Linked DNA regions of Homo sapiens: region 1 is linked to region 2. The links are chromatin loops, found by intact Hi-C in ENCODE. Cell type or tissue: IMR-90. All regions are shown on one strand. Links, peaks and the distances in the headings refer to the core of each region. The heading gives the core; the rest is flanking DNA.

The links. Hi-C counts contacts between places; a loop is a spot of excess contacts. Peaks named below come from ENCODE experiments on the same cell type or tissue, not always from the same donor. Only the 100,000 strongest peaks of a DNase experiment are listed, where the experiment ranks them.
Region 1: it touches region 2 in a loop (6-fold over the local background); 9 of 110 quality-filtered maps call a loop at or near these places.

The regions. Positions count from the first base shown.
Region 1 is chr15:73,932,426-73,940,752 of GRCh38, reverse strand. All of the region lies in intron 1 of LOXL1 (lysyl oxidase like 1), which reads right to left. Among named protein-coding and RNA genes, the nearest start is that of LOXL1-AS1, 8.3 kb to the right of the region's middle. RefSeq lists enhancers at 1-212, 2,639-3,238, 7,631-7,925. In IMR-90, for the core only: a CTCF peak has its summit at 4,288 (motif pointing right); a DNase peak (open chromatin) is centred at 4,262; H3K27ac peaks cover 2,614 bases.
Region 2 is chr15:73,870,295-73,878,621 of GRCh38, reverse strand. It overlaps TBC1D21 (TBC1 domain family member 21), which reads right to left and starts at 5,058. Exons shown (of 11, transcript NM_153356.3): 1 at 4,853-5,058. The coding sequence starts at 4,912. It overlaps LOC102723657 (a long non-coding RNA gene), which reads left to right and starts at 5,087. Exons shown (of 6, transcript XR_932455.3): 1 at 5,087-5,327; 2 at 6,519-6,679; 3 at 7,506-7,870; 4 at 8,010-8,145. In IMR-90, for the core only: a CTCF peak has its summit at 4,531 (motif pointing left); a DNase peak (open chromatin) is centred at 4,501; H3K27me3 peaks cover 4,192 bases.

The DNA.
Region 1 (8,327 bases), core at 81-8,080, 62 kb before region 2:
ATCACAGTCTGCACCCTGACCTTGGTCACAGACTGACCTCTGACCCTGGTCACATTAAGCGCTGACCTTGGTCACATACTGAACCCTGGCCCTGGGCACACCCTGAGCCTTGACCCTGATCACACACCAAGCCCTGTTCCTGATCCCAGTCTGAGTCCCGATGCTGGTCACACACCGAGCCCTGATCCTGGTCACAGACGGAGGTCTGATGCCTATCAGCAATTCTGAATCTCAGTCTCATTTCTGTTTGTCCCCTGATGATGGACTAAAGCTCTTCAGCTAAAGGAAAAAAAAAAAAACAGGAATTGCTGTGATATCATCAAGTCTGATTAAAACTGAGTGGAGTAGGGTTATAAGTGCCAGAGTTATGGAGGAGGGGCATTTGTAGAGTACTGCATGTGGAGAATTGGAAGAGAGACTAAGGACAAACAGCTTGGGGCTGCTGGTCACAATCTGAGCCTTGACCCTCGCTACAGATGATCATCTTCTTCCTCTTACTGTTGAGGAATCTCAGGCTCAGGCAGGGGCCTCTTGTTGCGGGAAGTCTCCCCTGATTGCAATGATATCTCAGACTGCACAAAATTCTCCTCTCTCACCACCCCATCTGTATTGATCTACACTTAGATTTCACCATACTAACCTGTGTGTGTCTCCTCCGCTCCAGATGGCATTCTATGGGCAGGCCCTGAGTCCTACTCGCCCTCAGTGGAGCAACTTTTGTTTTGAGGGTGACTGACTGGTCCAAAGCCCCTCAGGCTCTGTCAGGAGAGCCTCTTTAATGACTGTTCTAGGCAACCCAAAGTGTTTTCCATGTCCTGCCCCCAAGACACCAAGGCACATAATGTCTTTGGAAGCACCGGAGGAAACTGAGGCTCAGGCCCATAAATCTGCACAGGGTCACACAGGGAGCTGGGGTACCCCAGGAGGAGATCCTAGGTCTCCTTGCCCTCCCAGGACTCCTCCTGTCACTCTTTTTATAAAAATAAACTTTTTGAGCTGTACTCTATACACAGTGAAATGCACAGATTTTAGGTGTACAGTTTGATAAGTTCTAACAAATGTATAAAGCCGTGTGGCTTCCACCACAATCAAGCTGTGGATTGTTTCTGTCACCCTCTGGCCCCTTCCCTGTAAGTCCTCTCCCCGCCTCCGCCACCCCAGGCAGCCACTGCTCTGCTTCTAATCACTGTAGATTAGTTATGCCTTTTCTAGAACTTAAATGGAATCACTCTTACCATTATTTTGTAAGTTTCTTTGTTCTACATCTCTAACAATCACCAGGGCCTCCTGTGACTCCCTCTCTGAGCTCCACCTCTGTCACACCCTCATGGCCATGGGGGTGACACAAGAGGCAGCAGCTCGGGGAAGCTGCTGGAAAGGAGCAGCCTCAGGAGTTCAGGCCAGGCCCCCCCGCCTCACCCTCAGGATCCTTGCCGAGGTCCCAGGGAATAGCAGACCCCCTCCCATAGCTGGTATGTTTTTCCAGGAAGGAACAATGGCTCCTTCTCTGGGCAGCTCTCCCAGGGGACATTTCGTCAGCAGCCAGGCCTGCAGGCTTGGGCTCTTGGCCCCTCTGCAGGGCTTGGGGCTGGGGGATTATGTGATGTTGGAAGGGGATAAAGAAGGGTTGATTGAGTTGGGGGCTAGTGGACACGATCAGTGTAGGAGTAAGGAGGCTGGTCTGCAATTTTTGGCTTGTAGGGTACAACAGGCCCTCCAAGCAGAGTGGCCAATGTTGGGTGAAGTCCAGTTATTATCAGACTGTGTGATCAGCCCTCACCTCAAAAAGTATGCATTTTAAAGGAAGATCCTGGACCTGGTGAAGGTACATATCCAGCTCCCCACGCCACCTCCACCTTTTCTTTTTTCTTTGAGACAGGGTCTTGCTCTGTTGTCCAGGCAGGAATGCAGTGGCGTGAACATGGCTAACTGCAGCCTTGATCTCCTGGGCTCAAGTGATCCTCCTGCCTCAGCCTCCCAAAGTCCTGGGATTGCAGGCGTGAACCACCGCACCCAGTCAAATGAGGTCTTTTTGCTTACTCCAAATACAGGGGAAACCATCAGCCCAGGCTGGAGGGCAGTGGTGCGATCTTGGCTCACTGCAACATCCGCTTCCCGGGTTCAAGTGATCCTTCCATCTCAGCTTCCCAAGTAGCTAGGACCACAGGCGCATGCCACCATGCCTGGCTAATTTTTGTATTTTCAGTAGAGACAGGGTTTCACCATGTTGGCCAGGCTGGTCTCGAACTCCTGACCTCAGGTGATCTGCCCACCTTAGCCTCCCAAAGTGCTGAGGTTATGGGGTGAGCCACCGAGCCCAGTCCATGTAAACTTTTAAGGTCTATCTAGTTCACTGCCTGTCACTGCTACATAGGATTCCACGATGTGCATCCTCTATGTCCCTTCTAGCTGGCCTCCTGTTCTATCTATCTACCTAGATAGATAGATAGATAGATAGATAGATAGATAGATAGATACGGAGTCTAGCTCTGTTGCCCAGGCTGGACTGCAATGGCGCCATCTTAGCTCACTGCAACCTCCACCTCCCGGGTTCAAGCAATTCTCCTGCCTCAGCCTCCTGAGCAGCTGGGATTACAGGTGTGTGCTCTGGCTAAATTTTGTATTTTTAGTAGAGATGGGGTTTCACCATGTTGGCCAGCCTGGTCTCGAACTCCTGACCTCAAGTGTTCCACCCGCCTTGGCCTCTCAAAGTGCTGGGATTACAGGGGTGAGTGACCGCACCCGGCCAGCCTCCTGTTTTAGACCTCCAGGTCACCTCTAACTCCCCGCTCCACAAACACGCTACAGTGAACGGCCGTACGTGCCCCTCCTGGGCCTGATGAAGGTACGCAGCCAGCTCCCTGGGTCACCTACAGCCCTGCTCAGTCTTCTCCCAAGCCCCCAGCACCACTGGTGGGGGTAGGCTGGGGCGGGTCTCACCACCCAAAGACTGGGTGGATGGGCTTGCTCAGACTACCCAGGAAAACCCTGGCCACCATCAATTTCTTGCTCCCAGGAGGGAGACAGGAGCCTGGGGTCTTGCCCTACTGTGTCATAGGCCTTCTGTGTGGCCTTGGGTTGACCCAGCCCCACTTCAGGCTTCATGGCCTCCATTCTTCCACTTCTAATTGTCCTCCACCTGACTCGGGGCCTGAGGCCCTGTGCCGGCCTCTGTGGGCATTCTTCCTCAGATGCAGGCTGCACAGAGCCTGGGCCAGGATGGCAGGGATGCTGAGTCACGGGGCAGCGAAGACCCTTGAGATGGCCAAAGCCAGGATGCTCGGCTGGGGAGGAGCTGCGTGCGAGGGAATACGGTCCCAGGGCCATTCATTCCACAGGGAGACAGCCAGCCACTGATGTGGGGTAAGCCTTTTAGCTATAGCATGCCCTTCAAACCTCCAGGACAGTGAAGACACGGAGCCGAGAAGACAGAACCAATGTTCTATATCCTGGCTCTGCCCCTGGAGCTTCCTCTGTGGGAGTGTGCAGGAGCACAGTAGGAGGAACCTGTCACACTGACTCTTGGGGCCTGTGTGCTCGGGACAAGCCCACCCTGTCCTCCTGCTCAATGCTGGGTCTGGAGTTGCTGACGGCTCCCGTGCCCGCCCTCGGGAACCGGAGGACAAAGACCATCTGCCCCTTCCCTGGTGGGATGCAGCTGGGGCCTTCTCAGGGGGGAAGCTCCAGAGGTGAGTTCACTGTCTTGTCCAGTCTCCCCAGTCCCCTTTCTGAGGCTCACTTTCCCCATCTGGATGATGAGGGAGACTGAACTAGCTGGCCCCTGAACACAGGTTGGATAGATCGATAAACACTTGGAGATTAAAATACTTTTTAGGAGCTGTTCAGTTCATTCCCCAGCCTTGGGCAAGAGCCCGAGCCCTCTCACAACCCCTACAGACGATACTTTAGCAGTCAGGAAATTCTCCCACCTTCTGACCTAAATCCTTCCTGCTTCATTAGAAATCTGTTCCCTCCTGCCCAGCGGTTCCTGGAGGGAGGCTGCCTGGCGCTGAGAGCCCTGTGGCTGCCTTCCCATTGCTCGTCCACACCTCACCTGTTTCCCTCTTGGCTTCCTCTTTTTTGTGGGTTCAGTAAACCTTGTCTCTGGAATCTTTCCTCTCCAAGCCTCCTCCTCATGAGGGGCAAATGATGGAAAGTGGAATGCAAAAGAGCCCTAATCTCTTGAGCCCAGGGCTGGAGGATAAACAAAGTCCAGGAGGAACTGGTCAGTTGCTTGTGAAATATGTGCTGAGCGGGATGTTTTGGCTAGCGCAGCCAGACTCCAGAGGAGCCCCTAGGTGGCAGAGAAGCAGAAAGCTCTGCAGAGCAGGGCCTTGAATAAAGATGAGCCAGAGAGGCCTCCACGGCGGGAGCTGGCTGCCCGATTCCCTAGGAAATGATTATCTCATAATCAGGAAATTAACTTGTCAGCACTGGCCTGGCAGTGCCACACCTGCTTGGTGAGCAGGCAGGCAAGGTGGCTGCAGATTCCACTTTGCCCCATAATGAAGATGTAACCCAGCTCAAGCCTGAGAGCTAGGACAGCCATCAAGCCAGGCCCAGGGTCTTCAATGGCTCCCCATTGCCCACAGAATCAAGCCTAGAAGTCTCAGAGTGGCAGCTAAAGCCGTCTGTGGTTTGACCTTACCTAGCCTTCCAGAACTCTTAATCCTAAGGATCAGTAGGCAGGTCTCTGGCAGCATACCCCAACCTTTTTTACCCCCTGACTCCATGGTGCCCTTGTCCTGGAATTCCCAGCTATGCATGTGCATGCGCGTACACACACACACACACACACACACACACACACACACACACCAGCTCTACCTATGCAGAGGCACACAGTCTTTAGCTCCAAAGCCCACCCTGTCAGTCCTGAACACCCCTCCACCACCACCCTGCACCCTTTTACAGCACTCACCTGTCCACCCCACCAATGGGGAGAGACAGCAGCAGAAGGGCTTGACTCACAGAAGGGATTTGTAAGTGTGTGCTTGATTGCGCCAGCTGCCCAGGAGGCAGGCTGGGCTGAGGGGGAGGCAGACAATGCTAACCAATGCGGAGGTCAGCTCCCTGCTCAGAGGCCAAGCCTCTGCTGCCTCTCTGCACACCTAATGCACATTTCCTCCCAGCGTGAACCCAACCCCTGCCCCTGAGCCCTCCCCGCCCTTGCAGGCCCTGCCTGGTGCCCCCTACCCCACCTCTAGAAGCTTCCCTTGATGCTTCAGTTACTCCAGGGGTTCCCTCCTTGCCCTCTCAGGCCCTGCACAGTGACCTGAAATTTTCATATTTCTTACAAAACTTACGCTGCCCACAGCCTTCCCATCTCAGCTCAAGGCAATTGCATCCTTCCAGCCACACCAGCCATAAACCACTGTGTGATCCCTGACACCTCTCTTTCTTTCATACCCCATATCCAACCCAGCAGGAAATCCCCTCAGCTCTATCTCAAGAACATACCCTAAAGCTGGCTTCCTCCATTGCTACCACTCTTCCTACTCTCTGGAACAGCCTCCTGTCGGTTCCCCTGGCTGACTCTCCACTGTCCACTCCTGGCACAGCAGTCAGGGGCCCTGTTTAGCAGTCAGGGACCCATGCTTCTACTCAGCTCAAACGCTGAGTAAAAGGGATGCACAGAAAATAAAAGGCAAACCCCTTACAATGGCCGACAAGCTCCCCATGGCCCGGACCCCATTACCTCTCTGACCTGTCCCCTGTTATACCTCCATTTCCACTCTACTCTGTTCTAACCACACTGGAGCACACCTGAAAACCCCAGGGAACTCCTGCCTCAGGGCCTTGCACTGGCTGTCTTCCTATCTGGAATGCTCTTCCTGCAGACAGCTGCATGGCTCACTCATATGCCTCAAGTCTTTGCTCAAGTGTCACCTTCATGAGGCCTGACCACCTTTGCAACCTGTCCCTCTCCTACACTCCCGATCTTCCTTACCTATCTCTATTTTTCCACAGCACTTAGTACCTTCTATTTTTTTTACATATTTATTATGTTTATACATGAAAATAGAAGATCCACAAGGGCAAGAATTTTGTCTCTTTCTTTTCACGAATGAATACCCAGCTCTAGAACGGTGCCCAGCATACAGTAAGTCGCTCAATAAATATTTGTTAAATGACTATTTCCTCATGAGATGATATCTGCCCTATTTCCTCACGAGATGATATCTGCCTTCTGCAGCCAGGCAAGAGCCCATGAGGGCAGGGGTGAGTGGTATTATCTTTTGCCTGTACTCAGCTTCTGGTGCACGTCTCCCAGGTGCACAGTGGGTGCTGAGAGCTGGCAAAGACAGACATGGACTTGGGCCACTCTCCACCCCAGGTGTCTGTTTTCTCACTGCCAGGCTGAGACGTCAGTGAGGCCAGGGAGGGTTCTGGGATGCCCCTGAAATTCTCCACGCCCAGCTCAGGGCCTAGCACCTGTATGTCCTTGGCAAGTGCGTGAGCCAATGCCCATACTCCATAAAACGTCTGGTGGCACTGCCTGTGTGAGCACAGACTTCATTGTCAAGCAGGGTCTGGAATCGATTCCCAGAGTCCTTTCTTTTGCAGAAAGATTTGCGTTGGGTTTGGAAAACCTGTGGTTCCAGCTGGCCCACAAGCAGGGGGAAGGATGGGTTGTCTCTTGAGGTTTGGATGGCAAAGGCCTCTGGGGCCTCGCTTTCCCATCCTGTGTCTCTTCCTGCTTTGGCATTCTGACACCCCTCTCCCCATTTCCAAGTGGTACTGCAATGCCTGGTTTCTGGGTGCCCATCAGCAAGAGGGAGAGGGACCCAGACCCAACCCTCACCCTGTGATCATGAGTCCCGACAAAAAGAAGGCCCTTGGTCCAGCTGCCTGTGGAAATGAGGCGGCTAGGTCAGGGCCAGGGGAGGGGCAAGTCTAAACCTCTCTTTCCAGCATCCCAACCCTGACTGCTCTTCTGCAGGAATGCTGGGCACAGCAATTGGAAGGAGGTGTGGGCCGCCTGGGCGGACCCCAGCTCCCTCCCTGCCCCTTTCCTCTCCTGCCCATGTCAGCCACTGTCCTGGGAAGTCTTCCATGTGTTCCCAGCTTAGAAAGGAGGTAGAATGGACTCAGGAGCTACTAGGGAGCTACTGGAGAGGGGTACACCTTCTGAGAGCAGAGGATGCTGCAGTGAGGACCCCTGAGGTTAGGAGGAAGGAGAGAGGACAAAAAGCCAGAGCTCCCAGGCCAAGTCTAGCAGTAACCTGGTGCCCATAATGGTACTAATGGCTCCCAACCCTGCTCTGCCACCATCCCCAGCAACTCTGTGGGGCCCGCAAACTTGAGGCAAAAACCCAAATTTGGTTTTTTTCAGGTGTTTACACCTCAGGGGAACAGTGAACACAGAGACAGGTGACACAGAATATAAAACACCCGTCCCTAAGAGACGGAACAGAGTGAGGCCAGGGCCCACTGGATTGGACAGTCAGCCTAGGTCTAAGCTTGGCCACTCATTAACCCTGAGACCTTGGGTGAGTTGGTTAATTTCTCCGAGCCTCAGTTTCCTCATCTATAAAATAGAGCTGATAATACTATTTATCTCACAAGGCTGTTGTGGGAATTAAATGAGAAAAATAAAATGCTTAGCATAGTGTATGTTCAATAAATATCAGATATTCTTATTCTTATTATTGAAAACAGGAGCTGTCTCTTCTTGCAGGGATGGTCCAGTTTGAGAGCAGGGGAGAGAGAAGGTGCCTTGCAAGTGGCTGATAAGAGAGGAGACAGGAAGTCTGCCTGGAATGAGGCTGCTTAGGACTCCACTTGTTTGTTCAGACACTGATGACTCTCAAAGGAGAAACAGGGAGGCAGGAGGAGGGCCCAGAACCCTCCGTTTCCACAGCTTGTCTGATCCGACACAGCTTTCTAAGCCTGAAGACTCTTTTTCTTTCTGAAGGAACAATCTGAGACAACTTCGGGGAAGGAAGGAGGGATGCTGATCTGTGATTCTGCCTCCAGGGCAAGTCGCTTAACTTCTCAGGGCCACAGTTTCCTCATCTGCAAAATGGGGATAACAATCCCAGGGTTGTCACAGGGATTAAGTGATTCTAACTGCAAAACTCCAAGAACAGTGTCCGGCACTTAGTATGCACCATATGAGTGTTTGTTACACAAACGTTCTGGAATCTGCAATGACCATGACCAGGCTACACCCTAACCCCACACTGGGGAGAGACTCTGCTTCCAAAGTCTTTCACACTCACTGTCCCATCTCACCCTGTCACAACCAGTGCCCAGAATCTAGCACTCAAATATCTGTTGAATGAATGAATGACCAAATGAATGAGTGAATAAATGAGGTGTAC
Region 2 (8,327 bases), core at 60-8,059:
TTTTAAAATTTCTCTCAGCAGTGTCTTGTAGTTTTCAGTGTCTAGGTCATTCATATATTTTGTCAAGTTTATCCATAAGTATTTCATATTTCAGATGCTACTGTAAAAAGTATCATTTTAAAATTTAAATTTCTAATAGAAATACAATGTACTTCTATATATCAATCTTGTATTCCTGCAACCTAGTAAAACTCACTTAGTAGTCGTAGTGGCTTTCTTGTGGATTCCATGGGATTTTTGACATAGACCAGGGGTCAGCAAATTATGATCCATGGATCAAATGTGGCCTCCAATCTGTTTTTCTAAATAAAGTTTTATTAGGATACAGCCACACCCACTCATTTTTGTCTGTGGCTGTTTTCATGCTATGATGGCAGAGTTGAGTAGTTGCAACAGAGACTGCGTGGACATAAAGCCAAAAATTCTATTGTGACCTTTGCAGAAAAAATTTGCCAACTCTGACATAGATGAGCATGTTCATCTGTGAGTAAAGGCAGTTTAACTTCTTCCTTTCAAGTATGAATACCTTTTATTTATTTTTTCTTGTTTTACTGCACTGGCTAGAACTCAAGTGCAATGTTGAATAAACGTGGTGAGAGAAGACATTCTTGCTTTGTTCCTCATCTTAGAGGAGCAGCATTCAGGCTTTCACAGTTCAGTATGATGTGAACTCTAGGCTTTCTACAGATGCCTTTTATCAGGTTGAAGACAGTCCCTTCCAGTTCTAGCATGCTGAGAGTTTTTAATTAGGAATGGATGTTGGATTTTGTCAAATAATGTTCTGCATCTGTTGAAATGGTCATATGGTTTTCTTTTTTTGAGTTTGTTAGTATGGTAAATTATATTGAGTACTTTTGAATGGTAAGTAAGCCTCACATTCCTGGGATAAGCCCCACTTGGTGATGATATACTATGCTTTTTATACATTGTTGTATTCTATTTGCTAAAATTTTATTTAGAATTTTTGCATCCATGTTCACAAGAATCATTTGCCTGTGAGTTTCTTTTCTTGTAAGATCTCTAATTTTGGTATCAGGGTAATGTTGGCCTCATAAAATGAGTAGGGATTTCTTTTTTTTTTTTTTTTTTTTTTTTTTTTTTTTTTTTAGTTTTCTGGAAGTGTTTGTATAGAATTGGTATTATTTCTTTTTAAAATATTTGGTAGAACCAGTGAAGCCATCTGGGCTAAAGTTTTCTTTGTGGGAAAGTTTTTAATTGCAGATTCTATTTCTTTATTAGATATTAGGATGGAGTCAAAAGAAATTGCTTTATTTTTTACTTTAAAAATTAGGAATTTATAGGAACAGGACATCTTCCAACTCACTTTAAAAAATAAAAGCAAGCAATATAGGAAACAACAAGGAATTAATAAAAGTATAAAGCATAAAAATGATAGAAACCCAAAGCAATTAATTATGAAAATAAATGCATTTCATTCTCTTATTAGCTGTAAACATTAAAAAGCAATTGATGATGTGCCAGACACTGTTCTAAGCACTTTACATATATCAACCCATTTAATCTTCGCAAATATCTATGAAGTGGTAAAGTTCTTGTACTGTTTTACAGATCAGGGAACTGAGACCACAGGAGGGTTAATTAGCATATCTGAGATTAGATACAGAAAGTATCAGAGCTGGAGTTTGAACCCTAAGCTGTTTGATGCAACAGTCAGAGGCTTAACCCTAATGCCATGCTGGGGGTGGGAGGGGCAGTGGGAAGGAATTAAAAGGCAAGGATTTTCCACTCAAATAAAAAATATGTATCTTACACAAGCTGTGAACAAAAGAAATACCTTAAAATCAAATGCCCTACAATGATTAAAAAATAAATGACGAACAAAGATACGAAAAAAAGTCAAACACAATGGAGAGGTAATATTGAAATTAAAGTAATATGCACCGCACACCGTAACAAAAGATACAGCATCAACGCAATAAGGCAGAAATAATTAGAAACATCACAAGAAGACATCTGTTGAGTATTCAGAGAATTTGCATTTCTAAACCTCTACCTGTAACAATTGGCCATCTGCCTACTTTGCCGTGGTTGAATTTGTTTATAAAAAGTCACTGCTTCGGCCGGGCGCGGTGGCTCACGCCTGTAATCCCAGCACTTTGGGAGGCCGAGGCGGGTGGATCACGAGGTCAAGAGATCGAGACCATCCTGACCAACATGGTGAAACCCCTTCTCTACTAAAAAAAATACAAAAAAAAAAAAACAAAAATTACCCGGGTGTTGTAGTGGGCACCTGTGGTCCCAGCTACTTGGGAGGCTGAGGCAGGAGAATGACGTGAACCCAGGAGGCGGAGCTTGCAGTGAGCTGAGATCGCACCACTGCACTCCAGCCTGGGTGACAGAGCAAGACTCCGTCTCAAAAAAAAAAAAAAAAAAAAAAAAAAAAAAAAAAAAAAAAAAAAAACCCACAAAAAAAGTCACTGATTCTTCCTTCTAGGAAACTCCATTTCTCTACACCCACCAGTTCCCTGTATCTCTCCAAACTTCAGCAAACTATAGGCCACCCACAAGACTATCTCAGACACTTGCTAGCAAGCCAAGGACCAGAACAAGAAGGCTGTTGACCCGCAGAAGGCAAAGGGGGAAATGTCACTTAGAAGCCCTCTCTCTACATGCACACCACCTACCTGCCTATGCTAGAAATCAGAGAATGTGTATCTGGGCTCCTTTAATGTGACGGAGATTGTCAACACAGTGGCTTCTCAAATCAACCTTCATCTTCCCATATTCCTCTGTTCTTTGCTCAACCAACCTAATAACACCCTTTTCCATACACTGGGTATAATGACCTGGTAATCCGGGAGGGGAAGTCTGCAGTTTGCGAGGGGGCTGGATACCCTCCAGCTCTGCAGTGGTGCCTTTCCTAGTGTCCTGGGAAGCGTACTGCTAGATAGAGCAGCTATGGAAATCTCCCACCTTCAGGGTGTATCTAGGCAGGTTAAAGTTCTACATCAGCAAACCTGAGGAAGCCTTGGCCATTCTTCCCCTGGGGAAGGGGACCAGAAGTGGGAGCCCTAAGTGGCTCAGTCCCTCTAAAAGTTTCCTGCTGCTAGAGGCCTTGGCTTCAGGCATAAATCTCCTCTCCCCACTGCATCATTGGGTTAGGGGTTTTCTCCCATATTTTCAGTAAAAAAAGAAAGCCTTTGGAGGACAAGAAAAACTTTTTATGAGGGTTTTAATGCCAAGTTTCTCTGAATACTCATAGCCACAGAACCTCCAATAAAGCCCAGGGAAGGTCATTGACTTTGCTTAAGCTTCCCTCCCTCCCTCCCTCCCTCCCTTCCTTCCTTCCCTTCTTCCCTCCTTCCCTCCTTCCTTCCTTCTTTCTTCTTCTTCTTCTTCTTTTTTTTTTTTTTTGATGGAGTCTCACTCTGTCGCCCAGGCTGGAGTGCAGTGGCGCAATCTCAGCTCACTGCAACCTCCACCTCCCTGGTTCAAGTGATTCTCCTGCCTCAGTCTCTTAAGTAGCTGGGATTACAGGGACTCACTACCACGCCTGGCTAATTTTTTGTATTTTTTAGTAGAGACAGGGTTTTGCCATATTGGCCAGGCTGGTCTTGAACTCGCGACCTCAGGTGATCTGCCCGCTTCGGCCTCCCAAAGTGCTGGGATTACAGGCGTGAGCCACTGCACCTGGACAGGTTCTCTTTTCTACTCCAGTTCACCTGAGGACAAGATAGACTCCCAACCGTAACAAGGGGTTCCCACTTCAGCAATTATTACCAACCCAGGTGTGGAGGGTGTATCATCAGTACAGCACCGTGATGAAGAAAATGGTTTAAAACAGTGGTTCACAAAGCTAATTGTGCATCACAGTGCCCTGGAGGGATGAGTTACAAAAAACACAGATCTCTGGGCTTCGTCTCCAGTTTATTGGTTCAGAAGATCTGGGGCCCAAGAGTCTGCATTCTTACAAGTTCCCAGTTGGTGCTAATGCTGCAGGTTTGGATGCCACACTTTGAGAATACTGAGTTTTGCACCCCACCTGTCTGGGTCGAAATACAACTTCTGCCACTTAACAAGCTGTGTGACTGTAGGCAAGTGACAAAGTCTCTGTGGCTCCATGTTCTCATTTATAAAAGGAAGACAACAGCATTATTCACTTCATAGAGTTGTGATGAGAATGAATGACTATAAATAAAGCATTTAGAACATTCATCGTACATAATAAATGCTATGTGACAGTTTATTTTATTAGCCTTCTCTAAGCTCAGAGAAATGAGAAAGATATAAAGAAAATTTAAAGCAAGGCCTGGTGATAATTTGCCATAAAGCAGTAACATTTAAAACTCAGGGAGAGGAGTGTCCATTTTGCATTTTTATGTATCACTCTCTTAATCACTATGATTAATGAGACTTAAGATTGGCTAAAGTTATTGTAATTAGTTATGATTTTGAAAAAATACCGTGTGGAAAATTTTTATGACTGAAGCCGACTTCTAACAAATAGCTGTATCTTGTAAACTGGGTTTAGAACTACCTACTAACAAAAGCATTACTGCCACCTGGTGGCAGTATACCAAAATTGTTGGCAAAAAGCACCGATGAAAATCTATCAGCATCTTCAGGTTCGCACCTGCAAACCTACAACTCAATAAAGTTAGAATAGCACATATGTGGAGAAGGTTTTGCTGGCTTGGAAAGAAGGTGAAAGGGGGCTTGGATGTCTCAGTCCTGTCCTTGGGCTGATGGTAAGAGTAAGGTACAACCGCCCTTGCTCCACCTTCTATGTTAGCTCAGGGTTCTAGCTTTTCCTACCCAGCAGGGGAAAATGGTCCCAGTGCCAACCAGAGGCTGGGGAGGGAGGCACTCAGAGCTGACAAAGAACACGCACCAGGATGAAGGAGGCTGACTGTCTGGCAGAGAGGCTGTTTTCAGGAGAGAGGGTGGTCATGGCCCCTGCTGTCTTCCGAACAGCCTCTGATCAGAACTCACTTGGAGCCCTAGTGATGCTTAATCCTTTTCGGAGATGGGTTGCATTCCCAGGAGGAACTGGCTGCTCCTGACCTCCCACACTTGAACAGAGCCGGCCAGCAGTGTGTCACAAGTCCCCTGGAACTCTCATCACAATGACCTGGAACACGGGAACACCCACCTTTAGAGATGAGACACAAGCAGGAGAAGAGGGATTAAACCTGCTAGTTTTGGAAAAAAAAAAAAAAAGGAAAGAAAAGAAAAGAAAGAAAGAAAAACAAAAAACAACAACAAACAGAAAAATGCAAAACTGCAGAACACGCAGTGGAGGTTGGATTCAGAGGACATGGGGATCAGTGTGGGCTGTGCTGGTCAAGGAGGGCTTCCAGGGAGAGGTGGGCCATGAAGCCTTGCTCTCTATCTCTGACTCTTCCTCTGGACTCTCTTAGCTGGACTCCCTCCCTATTCCACCAGACCAGTGCCCAAAGTTGGAGAATAACTAGAAACCAGGCTTCAGATGTCTTGGGTACCAGTTATAAAGATTCAGAATCAGTATGTCAGTGCTGGGGCCTGGGGGGCTGGGGAATGTGTTTTGATATGCCTCCTGGGGTGACTTAGCTTCAGCATTGGAATGGTAGCTTCTGGGGTGGAGATCAGTTTTGTTTAGCTTTTTATTTGGAGCACTTACGATCGTGCCTGAGTAGCTGAGTTAATGATTTAATTGAATGGGAGAATAAATGAAGCTGTCTTAGACCTCATCTCACTTCCCTCTCTGTATGTATGACAGAGATTTGTGCCTGCCCCATATCACCTCCTACCCTGAGTTCCTTTAGGCCAGGGTCAACATCAGATTCCTCTGTGGTTCCCTCTCCCAATGCCAGTTCTGCCATCACTTGGCACTTGGTAGGTGCTCAATATTTGTTGCATGGACCCAAGGAGTTGGCTCTGCTTGGCTCCAGCATCACTCTTCTCCACCTTAAGCATTGCTTGCACTTCTACTCAGGTCCCATCTGGCTCTAAAGCATCCTTAGTCATTAGGAGATGATAGTAATTCGACCAACCAAATTGGAATCAGGAGCTGGGTGTTGGAATTTGGACTCTGACCTCAAATTTGGATGCTCCCCGCTTCTGAGCTACAGATTCCCCAGACATGAAATCAGAATACAGTCAACCTCTGGCTTTCACCTCCTTATTAACATAATGAATCACTGTCCATATGGAGTCTTCCACGGACACAATTCATTGTCTCATTTACTGTTTCTGTTCTGCTTGCCTGCGGCACTGCAGAAGGCCTTTTAAATCAAAATGCCTTATTATCGGCCTCTCTCCTCTACCCACTACCCTAGCTCAACCTAGGAGAGAGTTAAGAGCCTCTTCCCTTTGATCTACTGCCCCTAGGTCTTCATGGAGTGGGAGGTGGGCAACGTTGAGTAGGGAAGGTGTGGAGTAAGGATGGGGCCCCTTGCACATTAGGGTGGCTTCATTCTAAGGTCTGCAAGAAGTTTCCAAAGCAAATGTTTAGAGCAAGAGACATAGACATCATTTAGGATTATCTATGTCTCTGTTCTTCCACATTAACCACGTAGGCAACTGAGGATTCACTGCAATTGTTCCTTGAGAAGATGAGGATCAGGTCGGGAATTGGAAACATCTGAGGGCTCAATTCAACCTGGCTTCTAAAACGAACATGGTGAACATAGATCAACTACTGAACTTCTTTTAACCTCTGGCATCCTATCTGTGAATTGTAGGTGATAACCCTTCCCCAAATGAGCCAATACAGTTTAGTCATATTACAAAAGCCCCATAGCAACCACATGGAGGCTTAATATTCAAACAGAACTGCAGGACTCTGTAACGGAAGCAAAAAGGGCTTTTATTCCATCCCTCTTTCTTCTTTTTTCAGATTCTGAAAGGGAATTACATGTGTCCATTTTTTTCCAGGGCTGAATGATCCTTACCATGTCCATTTATTTACATAATTGCCCAAGTGCCTTGGTTTCCCATATATTGCTTTTCTGTTATGCATTTTCTCATCTCTGATGGGAATCCAGCTTTCTGCTTTAAACTTCTATACGTGAGGATTCTTCAGGGAAAATATTATTTTAGGTGTTTGCATTAAAGAAGTCCAAGGAGGGAGAAACCCACTCAGTTCATTTTTCTCTGCTGAATCTGGCTGTCCATTAGCTGATGTGGCTGGCATGAGGAGGGAGAGGAGACTTGGAGTGGCCTGGGGAAGACCTCTCATCAATGAGAAAGCTCATAGGCTTTGGTGCCAAAAAGACCCGGTTCAAATCCTGGCTCTGCTGCACACCAATGATATGACCTAGGTTGAGAAAGGCAGTCTCATGCATGTGGTTTTTTAACCTCTGCTCAGCCCCATACAAGTGGCCTTGAGCCAAAAACACTTCCTTACCAACAGATAAGGAGCTCTCATAGCTTGTGCTGGGCTTATCGCCTTACGTGGGAATATCTTTTTCCTGTTTCAGACTCAGCGTGTACTCTTTGTTCTGCTTAAGCTTGTGCGTCATGTGGCAGGCACCTGGCCAACCCCACTGTTATATCTGTTCCAGGTGGGGAGGAAACAGGGTCCACCCGCTGCTGCACAAGAGGGGTGTGTGCAGACCGTCACCTTGTGTCTGCTGTAGCAGGAGACCCCTGGCCATGCGGGACTGAACCCATGATTGCAGCTGATCTTACTCTGTCTCTTCTCTGTGTGAGTAAAGTGTTGTTCCATCTAGTGCCTGTGTGAGTCGTGTCTTTCGTGGCGACACCTATAAACCATGGAGTGGGCTGACATCCTGGTTCTGCTGCTCCTGGTGGCGGGCATTGTTGTGCTGTTTGCCGTCCTCTACACAGTGCGAATCTTCTCTACCCTGCCCGAGTCTCGGCATCTCCACATGTGCCATGAGGATGGTAATGCTTTACAGAACTGAAGGTAATTGAAGCATGGCCCTGGAGCGCAGGAGGCACCCAATGTGTGGTAGTTATTATTATCTTCAGCATCGCCAGTATTATTACTAATGCCTAGGACTTGTCCACAAAAATCACTATGAAAATTTACTTCTGTGAACTAGACTCACATCAAAATGCTGCCTGCTTCCATGAGGCTTGTAGTGACATCCATGTACAAGTTCAAAGACCCTCTGAGCCAATTTCCACTTCTCTGCATGTCTCTGGGGACCTAGGGGACCAGGATTACTATAAAAGCAGGTAAGGCCAGTATTAAAAAGCAGGTTCACTCCAGTTCCCTTCATGTCAATGCAACAAGACACAACTTTGTGAAATGCCATGCAACTGTATCCCTGTTAACAAGTATCAACCCCTTCAAAGGATACCTACCCATGACTGTCTCAGTCTGCGGCACTCTAGATCTTGATAGAAATCACACGCAT